Regions from separate parts of the Homo sapiens genome. Here region 1 is linked to region 2. Evidence: read pairs that join two places in POLR2A ChIA-PET (ENCODE). Cell type or tissue: OCI-LY7. All regions are shown on one strand. Each heading gives the region's core, and the rest is flanking DNA. Links, peaks and the distances in the headings are about the cores only.

Region 1 (4,398 bases), core at 298-4,297, 390 kb before region 2:
CAAGGCAGGAACATGCTTGCCTGGTTCAACTGTATGTACCCAGCACCTAGCATAGTGCTTAGAACATATCGGGCACTCAATCATAGTGAGTGAGTGAATGAATGAATAAATTAATGAATATCCTGATGTCCAGTTCTTGCCTTTCTCCCCCAGTCTCTCTTCCAGTCCCTTTGCCCACCCTCCCCTCTCCCACCGCTTTAACCATGCAATGAGCCGGGCCTGGTGCCCAGAGTTGAGGCCTTGCCAGATGGCTTTGTTGTAGGCTACAAGCTGTCTGTGCCCTGGGCCTGACCTAGAGGCAGCCTTTGCTACAGGACCCTCTGGAGGGGGCATCCTTCTAACCCACTGAGTAATGACACTCTGTCTGTCTCTTCTAGATCAACCCTGAGGAAACTGAAGCCGGAGAGTATGTATGAGACCTGGGTGAGTGCCCCTGGCCAGGGTCAAGCCCTCAGGGAAGCATGGGTGCCAGAAGACTCAAGTCCTAGAAAAACCCCACCCTACTGCTCCTCAGGCCCATTTTTAGAAAAAACAGTGCACTGACCAGCTGGGTGTGGTGGCTCATGCCTGTAATCCCAGCACTTTGGGAGGCCAAGGTGGGTGGATCACGAGGTCAGGAGATCGAGACCATCCTGGCTAACACAGTGAAACCCCATCTCTACTGAAAATACAAAAAAAATAGCAGGGTGTGGTGGCGGGCGCCTGTAGTCCCAGCTACTTGGGAGGCTGAGGCAGGAGAATGGCTTGAACCCAGGAGGCGGAGCTTGCAGTGATCCGCCACTGCACACCAGCCTGGGGGACAGAGTGAGACTCCGTCTCAAAAAAAAAGAAAAAAGAAAAAACAGTGCACTAGCAGCAACTGAAAGATTTCTACACTGAAGAATGTGTGAGGAAATGGGAGACAGACATAATTGAAGATGACAAGGGAAGAGCCTCAAGCCTGGGGATAAAGGGATTATCAGAGGAAGTGTGGGGCCTTGGAGCTGAAAGGAGTGTCACTTGGAAAAAGGTCACCATCACAAGAATATATATGGCCAGGCGCAGTGGCTCACGCCTGTAATCCCAGCACTTTGGGAGGCTGAGGCAGGCAGATCATCTGAGGTCAGGAGTTTGAGACCAGCCCGATCAACAAGGTGAAACAATGTTGTACTAAAAATACAAAATTAGCCAGGTGTGGTGGCGCATGGCTGTAATCCCAGCTACTCAGGAGGCTGAGGCAGGAGAATCGCTTGAACCCGGGAGGCGGAGGTTGCAGTGAGCCGAGATCGCGCCATTGCACTCTACCCTGGGGGACAGAGTGAAACTCTGTCTCAAAAACAAAAAAAAACAAACCCCAAAAAACGAAAGAATATATCTGGTCCTGAAGCTGGATTTCCACAAAATTGAGGTTCAATGAACATCTAGGATCTGTTCTGGGCTCCTCAACTTCAGGGAGTATAGTAAGGTCTTCTCCAAAACCCTGTTCTCCTTCTTACCCCCTGACAGGAGGATGATATGGATGGAATCCACATTGTGGCCTTCGCAGAGGAAGCTGATCCTGGTGAGGGAGGAATACCGGGTTGGACTGGAGGGAAGGCAGGGGGAGGTGGGTGTGTTTATTGGAGCATGGGCCTCACTAGGAGGCTTTCCTGGGAGTTTGCAAACAGCCTAGGGCTAGACATGTGAAGCTTGGGGAGCAGGGAGGTAGCTCTGCACTCCTGTTTCACCTGGGTCCCTTTCCTCTCTACACACCTCATACCTTGTACTTGTGTTCCCTCCAAGATGGTTTCGAGTTCTTAGAGACTCTCAAGGCTGTGGCCCAAGATAACACTGAAAACCCAGATCTTAGCATCATCTGGATTGACCCTGATGACTTCCCCCTGGTAAGAGGCACAGCTCAGGCACTGCTATCTTAAGGTGGGGCCTTGGACTGTGACATCTTCTTAGTGAGGGCTTTGTTTCAGAGGTCCCATCCCCACCTCCTAGCTGGGGGGCCCTGGGAGGGTATGCGTGTTGCATGCTTAAGGGCACTGTTGGCATGGAGGGCATCCTGAGCAAGGGGAAACAGGACGGACATCACACACATTCCCAGAGCAGAGGCTGGATGGGTAGCTCAGGTGCTAGGGCTGACTCCTAAAGAAAACCAATGTTGTGAGGCACAATAGTCCTGCACATGGGTATACACACTCAATCATAGAATCATAGCACAGAGATTCCCTGTTTCAGGAGATGATTTTGTTCTCAGCTACATTCCCAACACCTAGCACTCGCTGTTGAATGAGTAACTGAAAGAACAAAGAGAAACGTGAGAAACATTGGCACTTACCAGGTATACTTGCCTTATTTTAGAAATGTAAGATCTGAGGGCCAGAGAGAAGTGACTTGACCTTGAACACAAGGATCTGATCCAGGATCAGAACAGGGTTTCCTATCCAGTTTTCCTCAGAAAAGAGGGGCCAGTGCACCCAGCTGACCCTCCCGATTCTCTCCCTTTAGGATTTCTCCTCTTTTGTTGTTTAGTTCTACCCTTGCCTTGATGCCCTCACAGGTGGACCTGTCCCCATCCACTGCCAGTTCGCACTGTCCCCTCTCCATCCCTGGGCTGACCCTCACACTCATCCTCCTGGATTCATGTGCTCCCTAGTATCTATTAAGTTGCTGTATTTTGATCTCTCTACAGCTGGTCCCATACTGGGAGAAGACGTTTGACATCGACTTGTCAGCCCCACAAATAGGAGTCGTCAATGTTACTGATGTGAGTTTCCTGTCCTCATCCCGGGTTGACCCCCGACTCTACTTCCTAGCATAGCTAGCTCTCCTCCTCTCTGCTAACTAGGAGTTGGGCCCTTCTCACAGGACGCAGACATGCCCAGTCTAGTGGCTGGATGGAGGGGGAGACTTAGGATCTGAATGTGGCCCTGTCCCACATGTTGGAATCAGTGGCTCATCCTTCAAGGCCCAGTTCAAATTCTTTCTCCTCTGTGAAGTCTTTCCAGATCTCCCATTTAAAATCATTCCCTCCCTGGCACTCCCAGGGCTCAATAGCCATTGAGAACATGACATTTAAATGGCTATTTATGTATTATGTGTGTCTCTTCCAGTAGATTTTTGAGCTTGTTCAGGGCAGAAGTCTTCTTATGCACACACAGTAGGTGCTTCAAAACTGCTAAGTTGAACTGAATGAGCCACAGTCTCTGCTTTCATAGAATTCTCAGACTAATTAGAGAGGCAAGTGTTCCATTAACTACAAGGCCAGATCTGATAAACTTTATAATAACGATACAAATAAGACACAGGATCACATTGATTTCTGCTTGACAGAATCAGAGAAAAGTTTAAGAAAAAGTGATATTCAAAATGGAGATTCTACAATGTATACGATTTCAACAAGTGATGATTCAGGGAAGTCATTTCCAAACTGAGGAAAAAGCAAGATCAAAAGTTAAAAACAGGAAAATGAATATCAGGTTCCCGGAAAAGGCAGGTGGATTTTTATGGTTGAGAGTCTAGAGATCACTGAGAATGGTACTAGAAAAGCAGGTTATGAAAAGCCCTGGGGCCAGGGTAGTGGCTCAGGCCTGTAATCCCAGCATTTTGGGAGGCCAAGGTGGGAGAATCACTTGAGGCCAGGTGTTCAAGGCTGCAGTGAGCCATGACTGCCCCTCTGCGCTTCAGCCCGGGCAATAGAGTGAGACCATGTCTCTTTTAGAAAAGAAAGAAAGAAAGAAATGTCCTGAATGCCGAAGAGTTGCTAACTTTATTCTTATAAGCCATGAAGAGCTACCAGTGGTTTTGCACCAAAGGCATAATAGGGAAGTTCAGTGTGGCAAGAGCACGGGAGACAGATTGAAGGGAGAAGGTCTATTTGCCAATCCAACTTTTCTTCCCACTCTCACCTGTCACTATTCTAACCCATAACCCATACCTTCACCTGGACAGTTTCCCTGGCCTTTGGCAGATGAAAGGAAGGGACTGAGAATGTAGGGAAGGATGTACAGAGTCCAGTGAGTGGGAAGACAGATCCTAAGACCCGGGTTGGACTTAGCTTCCGTCCCTGCCTGTGCCATCTCCTAGGCGGATAGCGTATGGATGGAAATGGACGATGAGGAGGACCTGCCTTCTGCTGAGGAGCTGGAGGACTGGCTGGAGGATGTCCTGGAGGGCGAGATCAACACAGAGGACGATGACGATGATGATGATGACTAGTTGCTATGGCAACCATCTTTCAGCCCCACTGGTCTTTTCATGCTCTCTCCTGCCTTCCCTTGTCCTTCCCTGAGTTCCTCCAGGGAGACTAGGTTATTCTCTGCCATAGAGCTAACTGGGGTCTATATGCTGGGTGCTGAGACACTGATCCCCCTCATTTGATGAGCAAATGAGCTACTTTTCCCTAGACACCAGGCCAGCTCTCTCTTATCT
Region 2 (4,398 bases), core at 307-4,306:
TGTGGGAATTTCTCATTGTGTAGTTGAATCTTGAATGTCCAAAAACAAACACGGTCTCGCTCTGTTGTTCAGGCTGGAGTGCACTGGCATGATCTCGGCTCACTGGAACCTCTGCCTCCTGATTCAGGCGATTCTCCTGCCTCAGCTTCCTGAGTAGCTGGGATTACAGATGTGCACCACCACATCCGGCTAATTTTTGCATTGTTAGTAGAGATGGGGTTTCGCCGTGTTGGCCAGGCTAGTCCTGAACTCCTGATCTCAGGTGATCTGCCCACCTCGGCCTCCTAAAGTGTTGGGATTACAGGCATGAGCCACTGCGCCCAGCCAAAATGTTTTCATTCTTATGCAGTTTTCTCAACTACCTAGTGTATGGGGTCATGAACTTAGAGGTTATTTATCTAATGGATTGTGCTTTTCTAGTTGACTCAAAAACACGATCAGCAGCAGCATGTGAGTAACCTAACATGATAAATATCAGGACGGGAAGGGCTAAATTTTGTGACAATTTTGGTATTCTCAACATGCAAGCTGAATTGAAGGACCTAATTACTTTCTCTGTATCAGCATAAGGAAATCTATTTTGGGGTAATGTAAAACAAAGAAGCTTGGATTTAACTGTTGGTCAGAAAGACCATGAAATGTCAGCTAAGGCTTACTGGCATTTTCTCCAATTACTTAGGGAAAACAATGAAAAGAACAGCAAGTCCCCTACACACACACACACACACACACACACACACACACACAAACACATATGCGCACACACATTTCTTAGGTTATTTGCTCAGAGACAATTATTAGCATCTAATCCATATCTTCAAAGCATAGAGAAAGGTTCTGCTTTTAAATAAAAACATTTTTCCCTTCCTTCTTCCTTCTCTTGCTTCCTCTTTTTCATTCCTATTTTTTCAAAACTGATTTGAAAAGAAGATAACCAAATTAATAAGACTCATGTTAGTTTAAAAAGACATTCTTAATAATTCCAGTAATCTTGTATAGAGAGATATAGCTGAAAAACTAATACAACTATGTACCAGAATTATACTATTTTTGTTATTCTATTTATGTTACTATTTATGCTTACAAAAAAGACAAATAAAGATCTAATAATATGGGAATTAAGCAGAATAAGGAAGAGAAAAACTAACGTGTCTACCAGAAGGTTGCAACTGTGGCTTTGAATGAAAAGTCAATCTTCTGGTTAGTTGGACTCTATCCCTTTACCTCCATCCTGCATCATCAATTGCTGCCTCATTACTGGGCAACAACACAAACACACATAGATATATACTTTATAACCTAGTTGCAAAAATAATATCTCCTGACCTCGCTTCTTCCACTATACACTGTCTCATTTTCTTTGCTCTTATTAAAAGCAAAACATATTAAAAAATAAATATATTGTCATCTCTCCACTTCCTTACTTCACTTTATTTTATTTTTAGCCTTCTCCAATACAGCTCCTGAGTCCACTAAGGCTCCTTCTATCAAGTTTATCAGTGATCTCTATAGAACTCTATTGGTCAGTTCTTTATTCTCCTCTTTCTAGAGTAAATATAATTTTTTTTCTTTTTTTTGAGACAGAGTCATGCTCAGTCACCCAGGATGGAGTGCAATGGTGTGATCTTGGCTCACTGCAACCTCCACCTCCCATGTTCATGTGATTCTCCTGCCTCAGCCTCCTCAGTAGCTGGGACTACAGGCACCCGCCACCACACCTAGCTAATTTTTGTATTTTTAGTAGAGACAGGGTTTCACCATGTTGGCCGGCTGGTCTCAAACTCCTGACCTCAGGTATCCACCTGCCTTGGCCTCCCAAAGTGCTGGGATTACAGGAGTGAGCCACTGTGCCTGGCCTAGAGTAAAGATATAATTTATTATCCAAACAAGGAGATGTTTGGGATAAAGAAGCACTAGACTAATTGTTATTTGATTTTTTGAAATATTAATATATTGGGTGAAAAATATATTTTTATTAAATTGGTAAACTGGTAAAATAGTTTTATTAAAGACATTTTCATAAATAAAATTATTTCTAAAAATAAACATAAAATATATTTATGTTTATTGAGGTAAGATCAAAATTTTATTTATTACTACTTATATATTAAACTATATTTATATTATTGGTCATCTGCACATCAACAACAACATAATTAGAATAATTATTCCTGGTACATAGGCACACAGTTGCAGTTTTTTAGCCGTATCTGTCTCTCATACAAAGTCACTGGATTATTTTTCTAAAAATGTACTTTTTAACTAACTTTGATCTTATTACTTTAATTATCTTATAAAATTACCTGTAAGCTTCTTCAAATTTGCGTTTTGTGGTTATTTAATGGCAGCCACCATTCTGTGGTGAGCTAGATTTTCCACTTGCCTTGCAGAGCCCTTCACCCTCCTGCAGACTAAGTAGCTGGTGCCTGGTGTGTGAGGAAGCATGGTGGCTGGAGCCAAGGTCACAGTTGCAGAGGCAGTGGTGCAGCCTATAGCCAGGGCTTGGGGAGAGATAACTTTGCTGGACAAATGTATTGGTGCCTTAAATGGCTCTTCTTTATAGACTCAATATTTTAAATTGAGAAACTAATTTCTCTGTAAGTGCTGGGGTACTTGGTAAGCTCCGAGTAAATTCTGCTAAACGGAAGATATTCTGTATTTTAGTCTGTTTGGGCTGCTATAACAAAATACTATAAACCGAGTGGCTTGTAAACAACAAACATTTACTTCTCACAGTTCTAGAGGTTGGGAAGTCCAAGATAGGGGTTGGCAGATTCAGTGCCTAGTGCAAGCCTATGTTCTCATAGAAGACACCTTCTCTCTGTGTCCTCACATGGTAGAGGAGAAGAGCTAGCTTTCTGGGGTCTCTTTTATCTATTTTTTTAAAGTTTTATTTTATTTTAAATTGACAAATAATAATTATATATATTATAAAGTACAATGTGGTGTTTTAATACATATATACAATATGGAGTTATGAATTTAGGCTAATTAGCATATCCGTCACCTCAAATATTTATCATTTCTTTGTGGTGAGAACATTTGAAATCCTGTTTTAGCTATTTTGAGATAAACAATATATTATTATTATTATTATTATTATTATTTTTGAGATGGAGTCTTGCTCTGTTGCCCAGGCTGGAGTACAGTGACACAATCTCAACTCACTGCAAGCTCCGCCTTCCAGGTTCACGACATTCTCCTGCCTCAGCCTCCTGAGTAGCTGGAACTACCTGCTCCCGCCACCACGCCCGGCTAGTTTTTTGTATTTTTAGTAGAGACGGGGTTTCACCGTGTTAGCCAGGGACAATATATTATTATTATAGTCACTGTGCTGTGCAATAGAGCACCAGAATTTGTTACTGCTAACTAAAACTTTGTTCCCATTGACCAACGTCTTCCTTTTCCCCATCAACCCCCACAATCCCCAGACTCTGATAACCACTATTCTACTCTCTACTTCTATGAGTTCACCTTTTTTAGATTCCACATACAAGCGAGATCATATGGTATTTATCCCTCTGCACCTGGCTTATATCACTTAACATAATGTCCTCTAGGTTCATGACAGAATTTTCTGTTCTTTTGGTTTTGTTTGTTTTTTGGGGGGTGGAATAGTATTCTATTGTGTATATGTAGCACATTTTAAAAATCTGTTTGTGCACTGATGGACACGTAAGTTGTTTCCATATCTTGGATATTGTGATCAGTGCTGCAATGGATATGGGAATGCAGACATCTCTTTGATATACTGATTTCAGTTCCTTTGAGTATGTGCCCAGTAGTGAGATTGCTGAATCATGTGTTAATTTTCTATTTAGTTTTTTTGAGGAACCTTTATACTGTCTTCTAAAATGGCTGGAGAAAAAATTTACAATACCACCAACAGTGTATAAGTATTCCCTTTTTCTACATCCTTGCCAACACTTATCTTTCATCTCTTTGGTAATAGCCAATCTAACAGGTATGAGGTGATTGCTCATTTTGTTTTTAACTTGCATTTCTCTTATGATGAGAGATGTTATGTGGTTTTTCATGTATCTGTTGACCATTTGTATGTCTTTTTTAAATAAATGTCTACTCAAGTCATTTGCTCATTTTTAGTAGGCTTATTTGTTTCTTGTTATTGAGTAGTTTGAGTTCCTTATATATATTTTGGATTATTAACCCCTTATCCAATGTATGTTACCAATATATTCTCCCTATCTGTGGTTTGTCTCTTCACTCTGTTAATTGTTTCCTTTGCTGTGCAGAAGCTTTTTAGTTTGATGCAATCCCATTTATTCATTTTTGCTTTTGTTGCCTATTCTTTTGGTATCATTTCTAAGATATCACTGCCCAGGCCAATATTAAGGAGCATTTTCTCTATGTTTTCTTCTATTAGTTTTAGAGTTTCAG

What was found. ChIA-PET counts read pairs that join two places held together with the same protein. Peaks named below come from ENCODE experiments on the same cell type or tissue, not always from the same donor. Only the 100,000 strongest peaks of a DNase experiment are listed, where the experiment ranks them.
Region 1: POLR2A ChIA-PET joins it to region 2 with 5 read pairs; 2 of 35 experiments call an interaction of 5 or more read pairs at or near these places.

Annotation. Positions count from the first base shown.
Region 1 is chr1:160,197,192-160,201,589 of GRCh38, forward strand. It overlaps CASQ1 (calsequestrin 1), which reads left to right. Exons shown (of 11, transcript NM_001231.5): 7 at 378-423; 8 at 1,486-1,540; 9 at 1,762-1,862; 10 at 2,660-2,734; 11 at 4,054-4,398. The coding sequence ends at 4,185. Among named protein-coding and RNA genes, the nearest start is that of PEA15, 6.0 kb to the right of the region's middle. In OCI-LY7, for the core only: no CTCF peak of the experiment used is centred there; no DNase peak of the experiment used is centred there.
Region 2 is chr1:160,588,273-160,592,670 of GRCh38, forward strand. No RefSeq gene overlaps it. Among named protein-coding and RNA genes, the nearest start is that of CD84, 11 kb to the left of the region's middle. In OCI-LY7, for the core only: no CTCF peak of the experiment used is centred there; a DNase peak (open chromatin) is centred at 2,415.